Regions from separate parts of the Homo sapiens genome. Here regions 1 and 3 are each linked to region 2. Evidence: chromatin loops called from intact Hi-C (ENCODE). Cell type or tissue: IMR-90. All regions are shown on one strand. Region 1 overlaps CCDC50 (coiled-coil domain containing 50). Region 2 has its middle 130 kb from the start of OSTN. Region 3 has its middle 60 kb from the start of OSTN.

Region 1 (8,000 bases), 320 kb after region 2:
TGAATTCCCATCAACAGTGTAAAAGTGGTGTTCCCCTTTCTCTGCATCCATGCTAACATCTGTTATTGTTTGACTTTTTCATAGCCATTCTAATTGTTGTCAGATAGTATCTCATTGTGGTTTTGATTTGCGTCTCTGATAATTAGTTATGTTGAGCATTTTTCATGTTTTTTGGCTGCTTGTATTTCTTTTGAGAAGTGTCTGTTCATATTTTTGCTCACTTTTTAATAGGGTTGTTTTTTCCTTGTTCATTTGTTTAACTTCCCTAAAGAGTCCAGATATTAATCCTTTGTTGGATGCATAATTTGCAAATATTTTCTCCCATTCTGTAGGTTGTCTCTTTACTCTGTAGTTTCTTTTGCTTTGCAGAAATCTTTAGTTACATTAAGTCCTATTTGTCTGTTTTTGATTTTGTTATATTTGTTTATTTGTTTTGGGGGTCTTCTTAAATTATTTGCCTTGGCCAGTGTTGAGAATAGTCTTTCCTAGGTTTTCTTCTAAAATTTTTATAGTTTAAGGTCTTGAATTTTTTGTATATGGTGAGAGGTATGGGTCCAGTTTCATTCTTCTGCATATGGTCAGCCAGTTTTCCCAGCACCATTTTTTGAATAAGGTGTCCTTTCCCTATTGTTTATTTTTGTCAACTTTGTCAAAAATCCCTTTGTTATAGGTGTGCAGCTTTATTTCAAGGGATCTGTACTCTGTTACATTGGTCTGTGTGTCAGGTTTTGTACCAATACCATGCTTTTTTGGTTACTGTAGCCTTGTATAGTTTGAAGTCTGGTAATGTCATGCCTCCCTTTGTTCTTATTGCTTAGGATTGCCTCGGCTATGTGGCTCTTTTTTTGGTTCCATGTGAATTAAATAGTTTCTTTTAAATCTGCAAAAAGTGACGTTGGTAATTTGATAAGAAGTTGTTGCATCTGTGGATTGCTTTGTTTAGTATGGGCATTTTTTTTTTTTTTTTTTTTTTTTTTGAGACGGAGTCTCACTCTGCCACCCAGGCTGGAGTGCAGTGGCACGACCTGGGCTCACTGCAACCTCTGCCTCCTGGGTTCAAGCGATTCTTCTGCCTCAGCCTCCCAAGTAACTGGGATTACAGGCACCCACCACCACGCCCAGCTAATTTTTGTATACTTAGTAGACATGGGGTTTCACCATCTTGGCAAAGCTGGTCTTGAATTCCTGACCTCAGGTGATCTGCCCGCCTCGGCCTCTCAAAGTGCTGCGATTACAGGCGTGAGCCACCGCGCCTGACCTGGACAGTTTAATAATATAGATTCTTCCAACCCATGAGCATAGAGTGCTTTTCCATTTATTTGTGTCATCTATGATCTCCTAGACTTGATAAACAACTTAAGCATAGTCTCAGGAAACAAAATCCATGTACAAAAATCAGTAGCATTTCTATATTCCAGTAAGCTTCAAGCTGAGAATCAAATCAAGAACTCAATCCCATCTACGATAACCACACACACAAAATACTTAGGAATACTTCTAACCAAGGAGGTGAAAGATCTCTATGAGGAGAACTGCAAAACACTGTTGAAAGAAGTTTTCTACTGTTTTTAAGGAAATAGAGGATCACTTAGCAATCTGAATTCTAACTCTTGTAACTGGAAAAAATTTCAACCCATGTTCCAAATTGTTTTAACTACAGGATTTTATACTTTTAATATTATTTGTTATTCTACTTGCATTTTTTCATAGGAAAATTAAATATTTTCTAAATCTCATTTTATTCCTTGTGCATTCTTATTAATGTGAAATACAGTTGTCTCCATTTATTCATTTATCAAGTATTTATTGAGCACCCTATTAATTGCTCACACATAATTGGGGTACACATCAGTCAACAAGAATGAACTCTGTCATGTTCTCATGAGTTTATAATCTAAACAAATAATTATCCAAATAACTGTTATGATTGTGTTAAGTGCTATGGATGAAAAGTACAGGATGATAAGAACATAGGGAGACATCCTGGTTTAAGTGTCTAGGAGGGTTTCTTAAAGAAGTGAATTTTGAAGTGAATTATGAAAGGTGTTTGGCTGTATCACTAAATTAAAGATGTAAATGATTTCATGAGAACGGTAGGAAACAGGCAGTCTTAATACAATAAAACTGTACAACAAAGTTAGTTAATAAGATTTTTCTAACTTGGATATATATGCTGTAACTTTAAAACAATTGTCTCAGGTATAACAAAATAATTTGGTGTAGGACTCTTGGCAGCAGTAAGCCAAGATTTGTTCTCTATGTAACCTGAAACTAAACAGAACAGTACCCTTAAGAGCACTGAAGTACTCTTAAGAGCATTCTAGATTGCTCTTAAGAAGTACTCTTAAGAAGTACTTAAGAAGTACTCTTAAGAGCATTCTAGAACAGTACCCTTAAGAGCATTCTAGATTGATTTGTTTATCCTTACATGGACATGCTAGAAAACTTGTGGGCATCCTGTGCTTTGTTTCATAACTTTAGCATACTTTTCCTTGATGAGTTGATGGTGAGGCACTAATCATGGATTGTTTTTGTGAGTTCCACTCAACGTCTGTCTTTCTGATTTTTGACTGCCTAATGACATTAATAAAAGAGAGAAGAACAGACTGGGTCATTCTAACTACTAACCCTGTTTTCTTGGGCCTGAGTCACTTCTTAAGCCACTTGTTTGCTTTTTGAAGCTAAGTTCTTTAATCCTAGAGTCAGACTGATTTGTCTTAATTTTTCTACCAAGTCTTACATTGTTTATTAAAGATAAGTGTTAAAAATATCAGGTATTGGAGAAAAATACTATTTAATTTCCAATATTGGTAAACAAATGATTTAAAAATAAAAATTAGAAAAAATGCATTATTCACTATGTTTCCATTACTTTTATATATATATATATAAAACAGATGCATGAAATGATATTTGAAAGTATAAGTACAATAACATATGAAAGTATACTTCTGAAAATATACAAATGCATATATATAAACACACATATATACATATAGTCTTTTATACAGATGATGCTGCTCCTGATAAAAATACACACCTATGTAGTAGAGTAGTTAAGAACACTGGTTTTGAAATCCAGTTGAGTTTGAGCCCTGGGTCTGCCACTTAACAGCTGTGTGAAAATGGACAGATTATTTACCTCATCTAACCTAATCTGACTCAAATATGTATATGATAGTTAGCATTAGCATACAGACTTGTCCTGAAAGTTAATTGAGATAATCTGTGTAGAACCTGTAGCATGGTCCTCAGCACATATGCCAGTTTATATCCCATGCTGACCTCTTCGGGATGCTGAATACCCAGGGAAAGATTTATTGCATGGCGACAAGATAAAAAATTTGGAAACACTTGCTTTTATTTTTACATGACAGAGCCCATTGTACCAAACCAACTATAACTTTACAAACTTCAGAATACTTATGCCTTCTAGATTTTACATATAAATGTACAAAATGGCCTACAGTATGGTTATATTTGATAAATCTTTGATATATTGATAAATTTGATAATCTGGTGCTATCCTTTAGTGCAAACTTTGAGTATACCTTTGGGAGATAAAGAATGAGAGGTTTTCTGCTTCAGTGCTACATGTTTGCATAAATCTATGTTAAGTAATTTTAATAAAAAGTTTAGAGTAGTAAAAATTATATCTTTTTTTTTTTTTTTACATTTTTTGACATAAAAAGTTGCGAATGTATTACATAGAATTTGCAAATGTATTAAGATCTGTTTTGCCACCTAGTGGATAAAGGAACTTTGCTCATGAAATTTTGTTTCTGTTTCCTCCCTCCTTTCTGTCTCTTACCCTTCCTTTTTTCTTTTTTTCCTTTCCTTTCTTCCTTGGCTTTATTATTTTCTTCTTTTCTGTTCTTTATTCTGTTATTTTTTCTTTGACTTGGTAAGACCTACCAAAACAAAGTTTATTTCTTATAAATGGCAGCAGTCACATCTCACTAATCTTTGTTTATTTAGCCCAGTTCCTAACATGTATTAGTTGTTGAGGAGATAATTGTTTGTATTGAATTATGACATCAAAACAAAGGAACGGGAAGATAAATAATTTATTCAAGGCCATGCAACTGTCCAGGAACTACAGTGTGAATTCTGAAGCATTTTGGCTTTTCATTTCACAAGAAAATGTTTTTAGCTTGCAATCCAGTAAGAGGGGTGGAGTTGTAGTAAGCGTTACTTAGAATGCCCCTTTAAATTCTGGATTCCTTTTAGGCCACCACCACCTATCATGACAGATGGTGAAGATGCGGATTACACTCATTTTACAAACCAGCAGAGTTCCACACGGCATTTCTCAAAATCAGAGTCCTCTCATAAAGGTAAGAAGAGTATGTATGGTCAAGTTTAGGATCTTCTTTTTTTATATAAGCCTCGTGTTGTAGTGGAAAAATCAAATTCTGTGTTCCACTAGAGTGGAAAAATAAGTTATTCTGTCAGCACATTGTTATAGAACTCCTCATTTATTAAAACAGTAACAAAACAGAAAACAGAACACCCTAAATTTTATGTAAGATATTCTGTGTATTTGCATTTTCCTCGAGAGGGAGCACAACGCTTTCATCAAATTCACTTTTTTTTTTTTTTTTTTTTTTTTTGAGTCGGAGTCTCACTGTGTTGCCCAGGCTGGAATGCAGTGGCATGATCTTGGCTCTCTACAGCCTCCACCACCTGGGTTCAAGTGATCCTTCCATCTCAGCCTCCCAAGTAGCTGGGATTACAGACATGTGCCACCACACTTGGCTAATTTCTGTATTTTTTTTGTAGAGATGAGGTTTTACCATGTCACCCCAGGCTGGACTCAAGTAATCCCTCTGCCTCTGCCTCCCAAAGTGCTGGGATTATAGGCATGAGCCACCGCACCCAGCTCTTTCATCAGATTCTTAAAAGGTGGTGGTGACCTCCATTTAGATCTGTAGGACTGCATTTTCTGTAGTGGCTCTTGTTTCCTATCTGCCCATGACTCTTATTAATTAGATTTAAAATATGCATGCACACCTCCCACATAACTGTTATGCAAAAGAAAAATGGAACAAAGCATAAAGAAAAAATAGGGATACCTCAATTGGACGAAACCTTTAAAATTTGTTTCCAGAAAAGGGTCCCGATTCAGACTCCAAGAAGAAGGTTCGAATAAAGAATGGCTGCTCAGCAGTGTGGGCTGCTGGTTGCCCATTTTTATGGTTATTTGATTATATGCTGATTAATACAAGGGGTATATTATTCATGAGTTTTCTGGGAAAGGGGTGGGCAAATCCTGGAACTGAGGGTTCCTCCCCTTTATAGACCTTATAGGGTAACTTCTGATGTTCCCATGGCATCTGTAACCTGTCATGGCTCTGGTGGGAGTGTCTTTTAGCATGCTAATGCATTATAGTTAGCATATAATGAGCAGTGAGGACAACCAGAGTTCAGATTTGTCACCCTCTTGGTTTTGGCCAGGTTCTTTACCAAAGCCTGTTTTATCAGCAAGGTCTTCATGACCTGTGTGTTGTGCCAACCCCTTATCTCATCCAGTGACCTAGAATGCCTAACCTCCTGGGAATGGAGTCCAGTAGGTCTCAGGCTTATTTTATCCAGCCCCTATTAAAGATGGAGTCTCTCTGGTTCAAACGCCTCTGACAGAGGAACGTATTTGCTCTTGCAAGGATCTGCGTTCACTTATGTACATTTTTATGAGAGCTGTAAAATGAAATGGTGAAAAGGTAGTTTCTCATATTAACTTCCTCATCTGCAAAATGGAGGCAGTCTAAATAGAAAGTGTCAGAGTTGTCAGGATCATAAAAGATTAAATATGTGAAAGAATTTTGCACAGTGCAGTAGACTTTGCAAATATATTATATCTCATTAATTGATGCTGTTTATTTGTTATGATTTTTGAAGACTTAGGTGATATTGTTATTCATTTCCAAGTCAATAATAATGTCCCCAAATATCTTTAAATAACATTTTCTGCTGTCATTTAAAAATACCATCGCAAAAATGACACTCTAGACTACTTCAATCAGAATCTCTGGATGGGGGTTGTCAAGCATTTGCATTTTTAAGAAGCTCCCCCACCCCCACATTCTGACTCACATCCAATACTGAGAAAAAGACAAAAGGCATTATTTTAAAAGTAAGGTTAGTTGGACATTATAAACATCTTCATCAACACATCCCACCTCAACTTCCATCAGTTGGTGGCATTTTCACTGTTCCCGATTTAACGAAGTAGCTCATATTTTTCTTTCTCAAACTACATGTATCACCTTTTGGGGAGTACCTTACTGTCTTTGACATACATTTGATGCATAATACTAAACTAACACATTGATTCTGTATATATGTCACAATCAAGAATAAAGTACTATTAGAAATGTATAGAAATAAAGTTATTTTACTTGGGCAGGGAGAAAAAGCTGTTTGAGTTTCAAAGGTTTTTCCTTAATTGTGTTTCCTTTTTTCTTCCCCTCCCCAGGTTTTCATTACAAACATTAAAAACCTAGGAATCTGCCTTGAAAATGGACTCACTATAGCAAATATTACTGGGTGATACAGAATGAATTCTACACTTACTTTTTTTCTCCTGTGTTTGCATTCCTGGGATTTATCCTCAAGTGCATTTCTGACCATAAGTAATTTTAATTCATTTCAAATGTTTTGGTTATTCATGATCACTTGGGCAGTATAAGAAAATGTAGCTTCTGAATATTGGCCACCTCTATGCTGCATATACTTCTTGGGATATAGTATCTAAGACCTTTGTAAACTGCCATTTTGTTAGGTATGGAGTTTGGTATCTAGGGAGTAGGCCTTATTTAGCAATTCAAATTTTATGGAGATGAATGATCAAAGTGAAACAATGTTTGGATGCAACGCAGAATAAAAGAATATAAGAAATAGCTTTTTGTTGCATTAATGTATGATATTTTGAAGGACAGAGCCTTTGCTTTTTGTATTCTTTAAGAAAAGCACAACCATAAAGTATTTTAAAAAAAGAAACACTTGGAGCAATTGAAATATGTTATTCTGACTAGATGGACTGTAGAGGTTTTGCATTTCTCAGCCCTCCTGGGGAGATTGGCCTAGATAGCATTCTTTAACACTTCCTCTGCTTTTGCCTCAGTAGCAAGGCTTTCCTAAGCTCCTGGGCAATGGAACATTTATTAGTATTTATTGACAAAAATTTAGTTCTCTGAAATTTTAACTCATATATATGAAAAACTTTGTATTCCATCTCTTCTTTTTCATTTACTTGTAGAGCCAAGGAAATGGAATTGAAAGATGATTGCATAAGTAATGATGCCATCCTTCTCTCTGGCTGTAGACTGAGGCTTTTCTCTTGCTTCAAGTCAGAGCAGTATTTGTTGATAACCTCTCAATAATGTTTGGTTTACATGCCAGTAATTAAATTAATTCAACATGAAGTTGAATTTGATGAAGTGGTCATCTATCCAAGTATTTGGTTTTTGTTTTGTTTTGTTTTGTTTTTTGAGTTGGAGTCTCGCCCTGTCACACAGGCTGGAGTGCAGTGGTGCAATCTTGGCTCACTGCAACCTCCGCCACCTGGGCTGGAGCAATTCCCCTGCCTCAGCCTCCCAAGTAGCTGGAATTACAGGCATGTGTCACCACACCCGGCTAATTTTTGTATTTTTAGTAAAGAGCGGGTTTCACCATGTTGGCCAGGCTGGTCTCGAACCCCTGACCTCAAGTGATCCACCTGCCTTGGCCTCCCAAGGTGCTGGGATTACAGGCTTAAGCCACCATGTCCAGCCAGCCAAGTATTTGGTTTTAAACATTTGTATTCCTTTGTGCAAGGGATTGTATTCCTCTGTACAAGACCTTTAAGCACCTCTTCAAGAAATTTAGTCTTTGTGTAGCTGCTAACCTTACTGCAATATTTATTTTCCCTTATTTTCCCATACTACTTAGTTGACAAATGGCAATCAAGCTCACTTGTTCTCCCTCTCTCTGTCTCCCCCCCATGTACACATATATATATC
Region 2 (8,000 bases):
GCCTCACTGAGCTACTAAATTAACAAACAGCTTTATCTCTATGTGTGTTGTTACGTAAGAATATAAATTCATTTGTCTCATGCCAATGGAGTTGAGTTCTTTGTCATTCACAGACAAAAGCGTCCTGACTGAAATAGAATTTAGCTGATAGAGCAGAAGTGTATCGTTTGTTGCATAAGATATAGCTGCCTTATGATAGCTAGGGAAATAATTTTACTGTTTCCGAAGGTTATATGTTGAATTTGAACAATAAAGAAGATGTCTAGAGTAGACTATTTTCTACCCAAAATCACATCTTCTTTTCTATATCTAGGGAATCTTTCCCCTTATAAAGGGAAGCAAAAAGAAAAAATCCAAATACTGATTTCCTTGTCCTCCTTTCTTAAACGGATGAAAGTATAGGCACATAAACTTGTATATTGTTTCAAGTGTGGATTCAGGAACTAGCTATGTAGAAGAGAGAAGAAAATCATGCTGGCAAGGGAGGCTTTCAGGTAACAGTAAACCCAGTGTCCAGTATGGATGGCATTAATGGTACAATCCTAGTATTATCATGAGAATCATTCTGTGATATGGTTTCAGGCTTGTTTTGGCTTCATAGGCTCTAACATTAGATCTTGTGTCTTCTTGGAGATATAGAATATCCTTGTTTTCATATCCTTTCTCAGATTAAATTAGTCATATATAATTTTGTTGCTTGCAAAGAAAAGCTTTGACTAAAGTATTAATTTCTGAGAGCCTCATAGGAAATTATTCACAGAACTCAGATGCTCAGATGAGAACCTGGTTTCTGGTTTAATTTAATTGAATGTAGAGATCAAACAAAAAACAAAAAAGGAACAATGCAAGCATTTAAAAAACTGACTCTGTAAAAGAAAGACAAATCATGCACACTAGCACCCTACCAAAGCAATGCAATATTGTAAGTGTGTCAGAGGAGGAGTATGGGCAGTGGTAGGCCAAGGTTCTGAGTAGAAATCACATCTCTGAGACTATTTGAGATGGTTTTCAGACTGAATTGAAATGTTTCTTGGAACACGTTTTAAGATGTCTGATTTCACAGGTTTTAGTATGGTTAAGATAACCATTATGAAGTAATCAATTAAATCCAAGCAAAGGTAGATTTATAGTGGCTAGACTGAGAGATCAGAGTACTTTATAACCCCAAATTGTGAAAATTATAATTTTGCCTTTCTTTTTAGGTTATCCCATCTCCAACTCATACCTACAACTCCTGGAATACCAGGAGTTTAAACCTTGGAATTATTCACTAGAATGAATCATTATAGTGTTTACAAGGCACAGTGACTAATAAACTCAGCACAGTTTTCCTGTTAGTCATTTTAAAACTTTCTTAACAAGATGTTCTTTGAGGTACCTGTGTTAAAACATTGTAACGCCTGGGAAACCATGCACTCTCCCATGAAAGGGAACTCAAAACCAGAACATCACAGTAAAATTTGACATCTTAAAATGAACCCTGCCATAGGCTGATAGTTTAGAATCATACAATTTCAGAATTGGAAAGTAACTTGATCTTCTGGTCTGTTGGTTCTAATGACTTGCTATATATCTAAATCACTTTTGCAGCTTGAAAAATTCTAGACCTCAACTCAGTTAATGTCACCAGATTTAGGAAGCACTAACCCACCTAGATAGCTCCAACTACACAGCCTTCAGAATTACCAAGACACATTGTGGATAAAAAACCGATTTATTGATTATCTTAAAATATATGGGGGAATCATTTTTAATAATTACCTCTTCCCTATTTTGATGAGTTTATAAGAAATGACCCAAACAAAAGGAGGGCAAACAGCTGTAAAGTTGGAAAAACATAGAACATCCAAACGTTCTTTTGTTTTCAACGAAATAATAAGAACAGCCAACTCTAGCATTTAAATCTTTCTCATATGCAAAATACATTTACGATCCTGAGAAAACAAACTGTGAAAATTGAGAATAAGACATCTAAGCTACCTTCTGCTGTTCTGGAAAAAATAATGTCACATTACTGTATTGGGCAGAATTTGTTGTGAAAAACAACATAAGACTCCATGTGAATTACAAAATTTTTCTCAGCAAAAGAAAAATTAATCAAGATAGAAGGGAAAGAATATGGTAAAAATGCCAGTCACACCCTTGCTGTCTATATGAAGAGCCTTCTCTCTGTTATTATTAATTTAATTTGCTGTTTCATTTGTTAAATTGTATTCAGGCATTTTATATGGCACTGATTTCCAAGGCTTCATGTTAGATACCTGTCCAACTACTAGGGTAGAGCAGCACCTGATATACTCCTTAAATTTCAATGCATTTCTTTTCAGAAGGGAATTAGTGGCCAAATCCTAACCTGGTTTTTGCCCTACATATTCATTATTCAGGTTGAATTTCCCAAATATAAAATTTGGAGTAGGATGGTAAAAGATAAAATTGTCCAAAGACTCCCTAAAGTTTTTAAGTCCATTTACTATTCTAAATTCATTAATGTGAATGGATAGAAAAAATGATTCCTTTTGAACATACGTATACAATAGCTACTGAGTCTTCTGAGTGGACAGAACTAAGATGCCTTTACAAGACAGAGGCTTTTCCTAAAGACACAGAAAACATTATCAAGCAGTGTCCTCAGAAATTGTCTTTGCTGTCTGACCAACTCTGCTGCATCAATTCCAGTTCAGAAGAATGAGTTTTATCAGTTTTAAATGGAATTGAAAAGCATAGATGACATACAAATAGAATGGAACAACTATTCGTTGAGTCCTGCAATTTACCCAGAATACCCAGAGGCTCCTAGGAATTAGCTGGTAGGATACAGGCCAACATTTTTAACATGGCCTATGTAATCAGTCCCTGCCTGCCTGTCCTTTAGACATTATCTTGGATCCTACCCCCTTGCTCTCTCAACTTGGGCAACAGTGGCATGTTTATCCTTTCTCAGAGTCCTCTCAGCATAAACCTCTGCACATTATTATCTGTGTAGTATGGTCTTCTCCACTACTTCATGTCACCAGTTAATTTTTAATTTTCCATAAGATATCATCAGCTCAGGTTTTTTTCTTTTTATAACCAGGTTGGATTTATCTATTAGATGCTTTAATCATGCTTTAGCCTTTGCTTCACTTACCACGGTTGTAATTTTGCACGTGCTTTTGGCAGTTATTTCAGTAATATTTGTCTCCTTCATTAGATTTTAATCTTTGTGAGGGCAAGTCCATGTCTGCTTTGCTCTCCATTTTATCTCAAATATTGGGCACAGAATCTTACATAAGGTGACATGAGTTAAATATTTGTTAATGCCTGGATTAACCACATTAATAACTCGCCATATAATAATATTCCTTCAAATAGATTAAGAAACCAACAATTAGAGAAAACTAGTATTTTGCCAGAATGATCACAGCTATAAAAACTAAACAAACGATGTCCAGCCAAATTATCAGAATCTAATTTCAGTGGCTTTTCTCTCCTGCAAAAGTCCAGTCCTTTTAAGGGATCATATCAGTTAAGCTTTCAGCATCAGTGAGTGTAAGCAAACTGTCTATTGTCAATGTTTTCAGCCAGAAAAACACCAGAAGCATATCTATATTGAACAAACTAGTTTTATTACTCATTGCAATGGGAAATCATGACGTGTCTCATGGGGAATCATGGTGTGTCTCCATGAGACGGTGGTAGAAAGAACTTAATATAGGGTTTAGACTTTGTTTTGAAAGAGAGTTTAGGAGAAGGTGAAAGGAAGTGGGAATTTCAGAAAGCAGGGTAATTCTGTGATTGCGCATCTTAACAAATCTGATATATGTATAGAGAGAGAGAGAGAGACAGAGAGAGAAGACCAGAATGATGATAAAATTATCCTTGGTAAAAAATAGAGGTTATTTCTTTAGGACAAGAAAGGAGGAGTTGAGTTTTTGATAGATATTACAGTGATCTTGTTTTTGTCTGTGCTTAGACAAAATGATGACGTAAGTAGCCTTGCTTTTTCTCATCTTATCATGGCCTCAATGTACCCTTTCTCTGGAATTAGTATGTTGTAAAATTGTTTATGTTTAATAGGAGAATTATATCGCTAGCTGAGAGTGCCAAGTCAGCATTTCAATGTCAGGGGTTGTTTTTTCTTTGTTGCTGTTGTTGTTGTTGTTTTTTCTCTCTCTCCACCAGTATAATAAGATTCAGTGCAGTTAAATATGTGGGAAAGTATTTAAAGATGGAAATTTGAGATTGATCAGCACATAGAATTTTCAGATGATTCCACCTCCCTCCTGAAGAAGAAAAAGAAGAATGGATTTCATGCAATTATTAGATGACATACACATTTAAGGGAAGAAAAAGGAGATGAGGAAAGTAGGCAATGAATTGTCAGAGCATCATTAGAATTGCTATTATAATATTTTCATTTGCCTTTAAACAAATGTATAGGAAAAGATTGTAATTATTTACTAAAGTACCTAAGGCAATGAGGTAGATGCAGTAATTCACAGTCATATCTCCCTTCAAGATAATTAACTTACTTCAGCTCCTGGAAATACTGTCAGAAGAAATTTTCCAGCTTCCAGCACATTTAAAAAGTTGCCTAGGCTGAAGAGAGTCACCTCATACAAGGTCATGCAACTTTCTTCCTACAGCCTGTTTCCAATAACTAATTGATACACGAGTATAAAGATTCTTTCTGTCCTATCACCCCATCTCAGGACATCTATGAACTATTGTCTCCATTTCAGAACTTCATGTAGTTTGGTTGAGGCCTCTGTTGTAACTATATCAGAATTTCAGTTTCTTTCTCTGCATAATCCTGATTTCTTACTTTCCTTCTACAGGGTTGACCACAAGAACGTTCCTTAACAAATTTCCTTCACACTAATCTCTGAGTCAGAGTATGCTTCACAGTAAACTCAAGCTGCAACGGTTGGGCCAGAAGTGATTGGAGAGAGCAGACATAGATATGGGATCATCATGCTGGATGACCCAACCCCCAACAACTAACAATGACTCCATCACTGGTGGCAGGTAGAGCACAGAGAGCTCTGGCATAAAGTAGCAGTGTGATGGTTAAGTTGTTAAATTTAGATGGTTAAAACCGTTCCCAGTGGTGAACTGGCATACTAAGTCAGTAGAAGAGTTTGTATTAGAGCAAGGTTTCTCAATTTCAGCTCTGTCGGTATTTCCTGCCAGATAATTATTTGTTGTGAGGAGCTATGTTGTGAATTACAGGATGTTTAGCAGTATCCCTGGCCCCTACCCACTAGACATCAGTCACCCACTCCCCCAAACCACCCCCCACTCATCAGCTTTGACAATGAAAATTATTTCTAGACTTTGCCAAATGTGCTTTCTACCTCTCATCTCCCTGACTCTGCTTATTTAGCCTTCAACCACGTGTGTCCTCTTCATTTCTGCCTGTCAATTTCCTGCCCTTCCTCTGGACCTTTGGCTCAATGCCAAATCCACTTAAATTCTTCTGAGATATCAAAGTCACAAGACTTTTTCCTTGCCATTTCACATTTACCCTTCATTCTGTATAACCTGAATGAATCATGCTTCGCTAGTACTAATATGCATCCACTTGTATTAATGTCCATTTTATAACTGTGAGTTTCCACATGCTTTACTTGTAATTTCAGTATTCAGTAGATTTCTCCCTGGTGTTTGTTTCAGGAAACTCAGTGTTGATTCCATCAGTCTTAGTCATCTTTCAGTGTTAATGCTACCAGTTAATAAATTAGGAACTCGCTTCTGATGATGATCATGAGTTCAGCAGTTCAACACAGATCATTTAGTATCCATTCGTAATTCCAACAGCTCTAAGTATGCAATGCCTCTCATGCTGGCTTATGGTACTTGCTTTCACAGTGCAAATACTCACCAATTTGCTGAAGTTAAAGTTGCTCTAGTGACAGGAGGAGAATATTTTACCACTTTGTCTATCTGAATGTCTCCCAGCAAAACCCAAGCAAGTGGGCACTAATGTGTTACATCTCTCAATGGTATAGGTCTTTCCGGTTAAATACACACCATTATTCCTCAGGAAACACACATGCTGCAGGTATGTCTGAGTCAGGAATTATTTCTGTGTTTGCACTCCCCTAAACTCAAAACCAACACTCCTCCTTAACCTTTATTTCTAGGGCTACCCCCTGTTCCACCATTTCGCTTTGTATTTGTACTTTTTCAGGGATGTCCTTGTGTATCAGTGTGTCTGATTATTCTTGAAACTCAGTGGTGCTAGGTAAACCACAGAAAGTATTTAATATGTAGGTTTAGTCTGAGCATTCAGATTGTCAGTATTCAGGCTCTTTTTCTTCTCAGGAAATGCTTTTTTTTTCCCCCCGCCAAACAGATGGTGATGCAGATGGGTTTGTACAGGGAGGAGTTCCTCCTAATTCTTCTTGCCAGAAATATATGACCCTCAGTTTACATTGAATAATGGATATTTATCGTGATTTAACTTTTTATGACATTCTCTTACTCACTGAAGAAGTAAAAATATTATCTCTGTGTAAAACTTTCAGAATACTAAGCATGTTGACTTGTATTTGCTTGTTATAAACATTAAATTATATTGATTTAGAGTATCGGCCTATTAACATGGATATAATAACCTATAAGTTAGTTTATAGATGTAGAACTCAAGGCATCTTTCAAATAATCTTATAGAACTTTTTTATAGATTATAAACTACTACTGACCTCCCAGAGTTGGAGAGTTACTTGCCCAAGACTTACTTCTTGACAGATATGGAGTGAAATCCAAGTTTTCTGACTCTTAGCCCAGGACTCTTTTCTCTGCACTGGGTATTGTCCTTTTTTAGTGTAGCCAAGTTTAAAGTTTAAGTCTAGTTTCTAACTTCTCCTATACTATTTACTATTAGAAAAGTTAATGGTCAAAATATGATTTTGTCATTCAAATGATAAACCTTCTATTCAGATTTGGACTAAGTAAGTGGCTAATCCTGAAATTATCAGACATGAAACGTAATGAACAATATGGAAAATATCTTTCTATATATGACTTCACACTATAATTGGTAAACAGCTGCAGACTGTATCCATCTCTCCCTTGGGTTCTCATGGCATTCTGTTATTTCACTCCTGTAAGGTTTATTTTCCTTTTCCATACTATGTCGGCCTTTTGAGGTCAAGGGCAATGAATATTTATTAAAGGGAAATAATAAGGATGCTATATAATTATTTTTGAATGACATTAAATAAAGTTAATTTACAGAGAGTAATTGGTAGAGCTTGCTTCAATTCTTCTAGTTTAGTTACTACGGTACCTTCATATGTGCTTTTCAATAGTTCTTCACAACATCACGTTTCTAAGTCAGTGTCCCATAGAAACTTCCACCTGAAAAAGACTAATCGAATTGTGGCATTTTGCAATTGGGAATTCGTTTCAATAGGAGTATATGTATAATTACTGTCCAAGATTTCACAATGCAGTCATGCCTTTGACTTGAACCCAGATATTTGTATGGCCAGGAACATTTCTTACAATAGAGAGAATGTACGGCTGCCTCATTTTATTGGTACAGAAAAGGCCATATATTTAAAGTACTTGTTGATAACTACATAATTTATCAGCATTGGAGCCAGGCACAGGATGCTGTCTTCTTGTTACTTTTAAAATAACAGTAAAGTTCGTTTGCTTTAGTAATTGACCTCCTTACATGACCTTTAAGGTTGCTTGAACCTACTCAAGGTACAATGTATCCCCTGCTCTAGACCTAAAGGAGTTAAATGGTTATAAAAAGCAATGCTAAGAGACAACATCTGCTGTCAGAGCTTCTCCTCTGAATAAAGGGATACAGGCCTTTTTTTTTTTTTTTTTTCCTGTGGCACGGTCTCAGCTAGCTGCAACGTCTGCCTCTCGGGTTCAAGTGGTTCTCCTACCTCAGCCTTCCGAGTAGCTGGGATTACAGGTGCGCGTCACCAAGCCAGGCTAATTTTTGTATTTTCAGGAGAGACGGGGTTTTGCTATGTTGGTCTCGAACTCCTGACCTC
Region 3 (8,000 bases), 70 kb after region 2:
AGAGAGATAAAATAAGGAAGTGATATTTGGCCTGATTCCTAAATTATCAACTTACAAACAGCAAGACATATAAAAATTCAAGCAGTAAAGTAGCAAAGACAAAGACCTCAAGGTGGAAACCAGCTTGGAGGATTCTAGAAAAAGCAAGAAGATCTGTATAACAGAGGCATGGTGACCAAAATGGGGGTGTTGCAAGATAAAATTGTAAGAATTGGTAAGATCACGTAAGGAAGATAATTTAAGTTTGCACAGTGTACATAAACAGTTTGGATTCTAGAAAGACTGATTTGAAGCCATGATAAGGATTTTTTTTTTTTTTTTTTTTTTTTTGAGACGGAGTCTGGCTCTGTCGCCCAGGCTGGAGTGCAGTGGCGTGATCTCGCCTGACTGCAACCTCCGCCTCCCGGGTTCACTCATTCTCCTGCCTTAGCCTCCCCAGCAGCTGGGACTACAGGCGCCGCCACCATGCCAGGCTAATTTTTTGTATTTTTAGTAGAGATGGGGTTTCACCGCATTAGCCAGGATGGTCTCGATCCCCTGACCTCGTGATCCCCCGCCTCGGCCTCCCAAAGTGCTGAGATTGCAGGCGTGAGCCACCTCGCCCGGCCTATGATAAGGATTTCTGTATACCCTCACCATACGTTAGTGAAACAAAACTTTATTTTTATATTGATTCAAGAAGCAATGATTAAGGAACTCCTACATGCCAGAGTCTGAAGTTGAGGGAGAAGGTAGAGAGGAACAGACTTGGTGTTTGTCCTCTAAGAATTTATAGAGTGAGAGAAAAGGAAGTGCTAAATTCCCTAAGTACATACATTTATTCAGTATTATGGATATTCTAAGAAGGGATATAACTTCCATTGTGTAAAATCTTTGTATATGATATATCATGTAATTTTAGCTTTGAAATATAGGTATTATTTGAGCATGTTGAAATGGAAAGTGTAGGGTACTAAAAATAAAGACAGAAGGAAAAATGTAAGGCCTTTTATGGAATACAGGGAGTTTCATTTATCCATGTGTTGATAATACAGTCCGTATATGTGAGGTAGTGACAGAAAATGTATTCATTCCCTCAGTGAATATTTATTGAGCAAGTACTATGGGAAGAACCATCCTAGCTGCTCGTGAACTGTATTGAATGAAATTAAAATCTGTCTTCTTAATGGAGCAGTCCAGCAGGGGGAGACAGATAATAAACAAATGAGTATAGAATACAAGGGCGTGATATTGTAGGTGGTTAAACTTTTACGAAGGGTGGTCAATAAAGGTCTCTCTAATAAGTGGCATTAGAGAAGAGACCTGAAGGACATAACAGAGGGACTCGTGTGAACATCCGGGGAAAGGTCATCAAAGCAGAGGAAACAGTAGGTGGGCATGCCCTAAAGTGGGAAAACACCGGAAATGTTCAACAAAAAGTGTTGGCCGGGCGCGGTGGCTCACGCCTGTAATCCCAGCACTTTGGAGGCCGAGGCGGGTGGATCACCTGAGGTCGGGAGTTCGAGACCAGCCTGACCAACATGGAGAAACCCCGTCTCTACTAAAAATACAAAATCAGCCGGGCGTGGTGACACACGCCTGTAATTCCAGCTACTCGGGAGGCTGAGGCAGAACAATCGCTTGAACCTGGGAGGCGGAGGTTGCGATGAGCCGAGATCGCGCCATTGCACTCCAGCCTGGGCAACAAGAGAGAAACTCCGTCTCAAAAAAAAAAAAAAAAAAAAAAAAGCGTAAAGAGAATGTTACGGCCGGGCACAGTGGCTCACACCCGTAATCCCAGCACTTTGGGAGGCCGGAGCGGGCGGATCACCAGGTGAGGAATTCGAGACTATCCTGGCTAACATGGTGAAACCCCATACAAAAAATTAGCCGGGCGTGGTGGTGCACGTCTGTAGTCCCAGCTACTCGGGAGGCAGAGGTTGCAGTGAGCCGAGATCGCGCCACAGCACTCCAGCCTGGCAACAGAGCGAGACTCCATCTCAAAAACAAAAAAAAAGTGTAAAGAGACTTTTATAACTTAAATATTAGAAGGGAGCAGACAAGTAACAGGAGATGAGGTCAGAGAGGTGGAGTGGGAGGAGGAGATATAGACACTCAGTACCGTGTAGGTAAAAAGCAAAATGGGAAGCCATTGGACGATAATGAACAAAACAGTAGAAATAGCTGACTTTTATTTTCAAGGGACACTATGACTATGGTGTCGAGAAGAGTCAAAGAAATCGGGGCCAGGACAAAAGCAGAAAGACCAAATAGTGGGCTACTGAAGTTTTCCAGGTATGAGGTAATGGTGACTTGGAGCTGGGAGTTTATGGAGGAAGTGATGAGAATGGTTAAAATCCTGGATGTACTTTAAACTGATTGGATTTCATAATGAATCAAATAATGCACAAGAGAGGAATAAGATTGACACCAAGTTTTGTAGCCAAAGTAACTCGAAGAATAGACTTGCTATTCTTTTGGATGAGGGAGAACAAGTATTTGTTAGGCAAACTAGATGTCAGTTTTAGACATTGTCTTAGTCAGTTTGGACACCTAAAATAAGTTAACCACAGATGGCTTGAACAACAAACATTTGCATTTCACAGTTCTACAAGCTGGGAAGTCCAAGATCAAGGAACTATTGGCTTTAGTTTCTGGTTAGGCCACTCTTCCTGGTTTGTAGATGGCAATATTTTTATTGTATTCTCATGTGGCTGAAAGCAGAGAAAAAGGTAACTTTGTCTGATCTTTTAATAAGGGCATTAATCCTATCATGACAGCCTTATTCTCATGACCTAATCCAACCCTACTTACCTACAAAAGGCCCAATCTCCAAACACCAGGAAATTGGGGATTAGAATTTCAACATATAAATTTTGAAGGGACATCAACATTCAGTTCATAAAAGACATAGTAAGTTTGTGATGCCTATTTATAACTAAGTGGAGATTTTGAATAGGCAGCTGGATTATATGAGTGATATGTGAGGCTAGAGCTCAAGAAAAATGGCCGGGCTAAAAATAAAAATTGGAAAATCATCAGGAGATACATGCTATTTAATGCCTTGTCATTGGATGATATGAACAATGGGGAAAGTCTATGTAGAGAACAGAAGGCGGCCTAAAATTGAGCCCTGTGTCACTGCAAAATTTAGAGTTCAGAAAGAAAGACAGAATGAGCAAAGGAGAAAAGAAATGCCAGTAAAGAGTGAAGTAATAGGAGAGTCAAAAGAATTAGAATCCCAAACACTAAGTGAAGCAAAGAGAAAGTGGTCATCTATAACAAATACTCTTAAGTAATTTGAGAACTGAAAAGTGATCATTAAATTTAGCAGTGGAGAAGTAACTAGTGACCTTAACAAGAGGAGTCTGAATAGACTGGTAAAAGTTAAAAGTTCAGGAAAGTAGGGCCAAGAAAGAAAAATTGGAGAAGAATTAGTGAAGATTAACTCCTTCGGGGTCATAACAAGTGGCAAAGAAATGGGAGAGTAGCTGGAAAAGAAGAAATGGACAATAAAAGATTTGTCTGAGACAGGAGATAGGTTAATATAATTGTAGGCTGTTGGCAATGGCCCAGTTGAGAGAAATGAGACAAGGAGAATTGCAGAAGTGATGTATTGAGTGCAAAGCTTATGTATAAAAGTTGGTATCTAATGCATTAATGGTTTATTCATACTTATAAGATGGAAAGCAGAATGTATTTGTATTAACATTCACAGGTAAGTAGATATGGTAATGGAAACTTGCAGAAATTCTTTTCCATTTCCTTTTTTCTTCTCAGTGAAAGAGAAAGCAATTTTATTAGCTGAGAGTTAGCCTGGGAAGGAAGTGATTGTGGTAGTTTGAGGAGAGAGAAGTTTTAAGAGTCCTCTAAAGGAGAAAGATAAAGAACGAAGTACTTTTCCCTAAATGGATCCTGGTTCAGAACAAAATGTCTACTTGAGATTAGTAGGCATGCATTTTAAGGGGTATCATTAAGTAATGTGTGTATGTTTTCCTCCAGCATGACTTTAGGTCAACATAGGAGGAGCCCTGAGTTTAATCAACTTCAGTTTTGTAAGATTAGTAGGATGAGAAGGCCAGTATGATGCATGGATGGACTCTAAGCTTGAGAGGGACAAGATGGGACATAAATTTAGTGAGCCAGAGGTGGTGAAGATGTTAAAGTGATTGATATTAATAAAGTCTAGCTATGAATACACACATATCCAAAACTAAAGTGGCTATTCCTCTTGTTTCCAACTCAGGAATAAAAGGTAAAATCTAGTTTTTCAAAAGAGAAAGTGGTGAAACCACTAGTATGTTAACATCTCTGAAGTAAACAATCATATTGAATGCTAGTACATATAAACAGATTTTTAATGGCAGCATGGAACATTGCTGGCTGGTCTGATTAGCATAATTTTGTTCGTGTTCAGTTCTTACTGAATATATTTCATTTGAATTCAGAGGAATAAGTCAAAACTTTAAAACAAAGCCAGCATGCTATTTCCCTGTTTATATGTTTATACAATTTTTGTGACAAAGTGTTGTGACAAAACCACAGCTTTCAGTGGGTGCATGGAGGTTTAAGTGGTTTCATCTCAAACTGGAACCAGATGTGAGAAGTGGTGAAGTTACCAAATGTCATATTACAAAACCAAAACAAAACCGCTGTTCAATGTCTTCGTCTTTGCAAAGCACCAAAATGATGTGTTTCAAGGATCAGCAAAGATCTGAATGAAATTTGTCTTCAGTGGGAATTAGGATTTAATCCAAGACCAGTAAAGGATTAAATTGTCAAGGGATTTGGGTGAAATATGTGTAGATTTCAGAGGAAACTGTGTCAACTGTTGACCAAACTCATGGAACCTGATGATTAATCATGTTGAAGTCTTTTCACTGTTCTACAAACACCGTGCTTATATCCACTTTGACATTCTGCTTCTTTTATATCCCCTAGTGAAACTACTTTTTCCTTTCATCGGTTTCATTACTCCTCATCATTAATGATGCAACTCAAATTCAGTTCTCGTATAACACTTTGCATGCATACTACGCTCCTTTCTGTAGATGATCTAATGATCAACTAATCCCCATTTTTTTATAAAAAGGCAAAATATGTCACTCTTTTCTGTAGATTATCTAATGATCATCTAATCTCCTCATTTTATAAATGGGCAAAATATGTGTCAGAGATTCAAAGACTTGGAAAAGTCACATAGCTTACTTGAGGTTTATGATTTCTTTAAATTCCTAAAACTTTATCTGTAACACAATCTTTATCTTAACTACCTGTTTATAAACATCCAATGTGTGAACAATGTAATCCTGTGTTGAATATTAGGGGCACTACCCATTAAAAATCCTAAAATGTGAGCAATATTTCTTGAGTGCCACAATCTGTTCTCTACATTGGTACTTTTATCATAGGCCCGGAAATATGGGAAGAAATAGCACTACTTCCCATGTTTTTTAAACTGGAATTAGATCTGAAATGAGCACTTTGGTTTGACAGGTTCTCTAATATTGCCCTATAAACTATTTGTATTATTGTGGTGTTTTAGTTCATTTTGACTGCTTTAACAAAAATGCCAAAAATTGTGTGGCTTATCAACAATTAAGACATATTTCTCACAGTTCTGGAGGCTGAAATGTCCAATATCCAGAAACCAGCATATTGGTGTCTGGTGAGGGCCCATTCCTCATAAAGGATGTCCTCTTGCTGCATCTTTACATGGTGAAAGGGACTAGCTAGCTCCCTGGAGTCTCTTTTTTAAGGGCACAAATCCCATTCATGACGATTCTGCCCTCATGATCTATTCACCCGCCAAAGCCCTATCTTCTAGTATTATCTCATTGGGGACTGGGTTTTATCACATGAATTTGAAGAAGATACAAACATTTAGACTATGACATGTGGTATTAAAAACCCCGAATTTTCTATTGTCTCTTATCACCTATTCAACCAGGAAAGAATAATAAGATAAATTTTACTATCCCCTGGACATAAGATTTCAAAATAATGTCTAGTCACTTGGAATCTAGTAGTGACATAGAAAACAAAATAATCTGGGAATCTAAAATGTCTTAATAATGAATATATATACACACATACATATATATTCATATATATTCATTATTAAGAAACTAAGAAAATAAATATACATGCATTACATATATATTCTTATAGACACATATACATATATATCATGTATCACATAAACCTATAATAACTAAAACTCAAAAAAGCAAAATAATTTGCGTACAATCACCCTGCGTATAACTAAAGTCAGAAACCCAGCTGTAAGACCAATGTTAGCGTCATTGCCATTTGTTTTAGTTTCCCAGGCCAAGATTCTACCACCGTCTGATCAGTCTCTTCTCTATAATAGTGATAAATTCCTTTTAGGGTTGTTATTTGTAAAGGATTCTAAAATAAGGGGAAATAATTATTTTTTTCTCTTGAAAAATTTAAGTGCCTCACAGGACATGGCATGAAATAAGAAAATGTAAGTGGCACCCAAATATGACTAAATGAGTCAGCCTTCTTACTCATATCCTGGAAGTCATGTTGCGATGTATTCAGGATATCATTCGGCTCAAACACTTATAAATAGCTCCTAAGTGACTGTTTGATTTCCCGACTTCCCCTAAGGATGACTGGCTTCAGTATGTAATCCTTATACAAATTAGCAGATTTAAGTTAACTCCAAGGTTAGCAATAGTCAAGGGTATAAGGATTTAAGGTAACAATACCACCAACATTGAGAAGTCACGTATGAGGCCTTCAAGATCAAAGATTACTACTTCACCAAATTCATTTCTCATCTCTCTTCTTTCCATTCTCTAAATTTATAATTTTCTTAGATACCATTACCATTAGTTATATTCACTAGTATTCTCTAAATAAGAAATCAGATCTGGATCCTATACTTCAACAGTTCATAGAATAAACAGTAATATATACTGATTACCTAATATGAGCTATGTACCATGCTCAGTTCTGAAGATATAAAAATGATAAAATGATTTTCTTTGAGAGTTTTGCATTATGGCAATTCTGTAACACTTAGAAAAGAATAAAATATGTAATCATCTTAAAATCTCTAAGCAAATATCTCATGAGCATCTCAGATTTAAATGTCCTCGTCAAATATAATCCCCAGCACCATCAATCAAGTTTTCTAAAATATATCCATTCACCAACAGATCCTGTTGATTTTACCTCCACTGGTTTTAAATATGTAAAATATACACTATTCTTCATCTCTTGTGCTGTCACCTTAATCTGAGCCACTATTCTTTTTCACTAGGATTCCTACAATAATCTCTTTAGATCTTTTTCCTCTTCTACTGTTTCATCCTCCTCATCAATTTTCCATTACATTAGGGATATTTATTAAAATTATAAATGATCTATCTGTATCCATGAAGCCATCAATATTCTTTTCATTTCATTTAGGCTAAAAAAAAGTAAATCATTACCCTATTCTACAGCACCATGAATGCCAATCCTTATACTGTTCCTCCAATCCTATTTCCTTCCAACTTTCTTCTCACTTTTTATGTTCCAGACATTACAGATTTCTTTCTCCTTCTCATCTACTCAACTCTTTTTCTATCTTACAGTCTTTACAGGTATTATGTCCTGTGCCTGGAAATCCCTTTCCTGTTCTTTATTGCTGCTAATTTCTTCTTAATTTCTTCTCAACAATATATTTCAGCTCCATCTTACACTAAAAAGGAGGAGCTCAAGAAACAAAATACTTTCCTTTTCTCCATAGAAAAAATACAAGCTGTTGTGTTTCTAAGGACCAAGGCCTTATTAATTCAGAATAAAGGCAAATCATTTCTAGGAAATGTTAACAGTTGAACCCTCTCTTGATGGCAGAAAATAAGCTAAAATCTCTCTCTTTTTTCTGTAATAAACTAAATGAGAAGGGGTGAACCTGGAGGAGATTTAAAGAAGGACAAAGAGTACTGGATCTCAAATTTGGATTTAAGGAGTGATTCAGAGATCAGCCAGTGACCTGTAAGCAC

The links. Peaks named below come from ENCODE experiments on the same cell type or tissue, not always from the same donor. Only the 100,000 strongest peaks of a DNase experiment are listed, where the experiment ranks them.
Region 1: a loop joins it to region 2, with 2.8 times the contacts of the local background. A loop is called at or near these places in 3 of 110 quality-filtered maps.
Region 3: a loop joins it to region 2, with 5 times the contacts of the local background. A loop is called at or near these places in 3 of 110 quality-filtered maps.

What each region holds. Positions count from the first base shown.
Region 1 is chr3:191,385,266-191,393,265 of GRCh38, forward strand. CCDC50 (coiled-coil domain containing 50) reads left to right here. Exons shown (of 12, transcript NM_178335.3): 11 at 4,231-4,337; 12 at 6,476-8,000. The coding sequence ends at 6,495. Among named protein-coding and RNA genes, the nearest start is that of PYDC2-AS1, 36 kb to the right of the region's middle. In IMR-90, a CTCF peak has its summit at 3,760 (motif pointing left); no DNase peak of the experiment used is centred here; H3K27ac peaks cover 461 bases.
Region 2 is chr3:191,065,524-191,073,523 of GRCh38, forward strand. No RefSeq gene overlaps it. Among named protein-coding and RNA genes, the nearest start is that of OSTN, 130 kb to the right of the region's middle. In IMR-90, no CTCF peak of the experiment used is centred here; DNase peaks (open chromatin) are centred at 1,318, 3,628 and 4,898; H3K27ac peaks cover 457 bases.
Region 3 is chr3:191,135,363-191,143,362 of GRCh38, forward strand. No RefSeq gene overlaps it. Among named protein-coding and RNA genes, the nearest start is that of OSTN, 60 kb to the right of the region's middle. In IMR-90, a CTCF peak has its summit at 1,191 (motif pointing right); a DNase peak (open chromatin) is centred at 6,549; H3K27ac peaks cover 143 bases.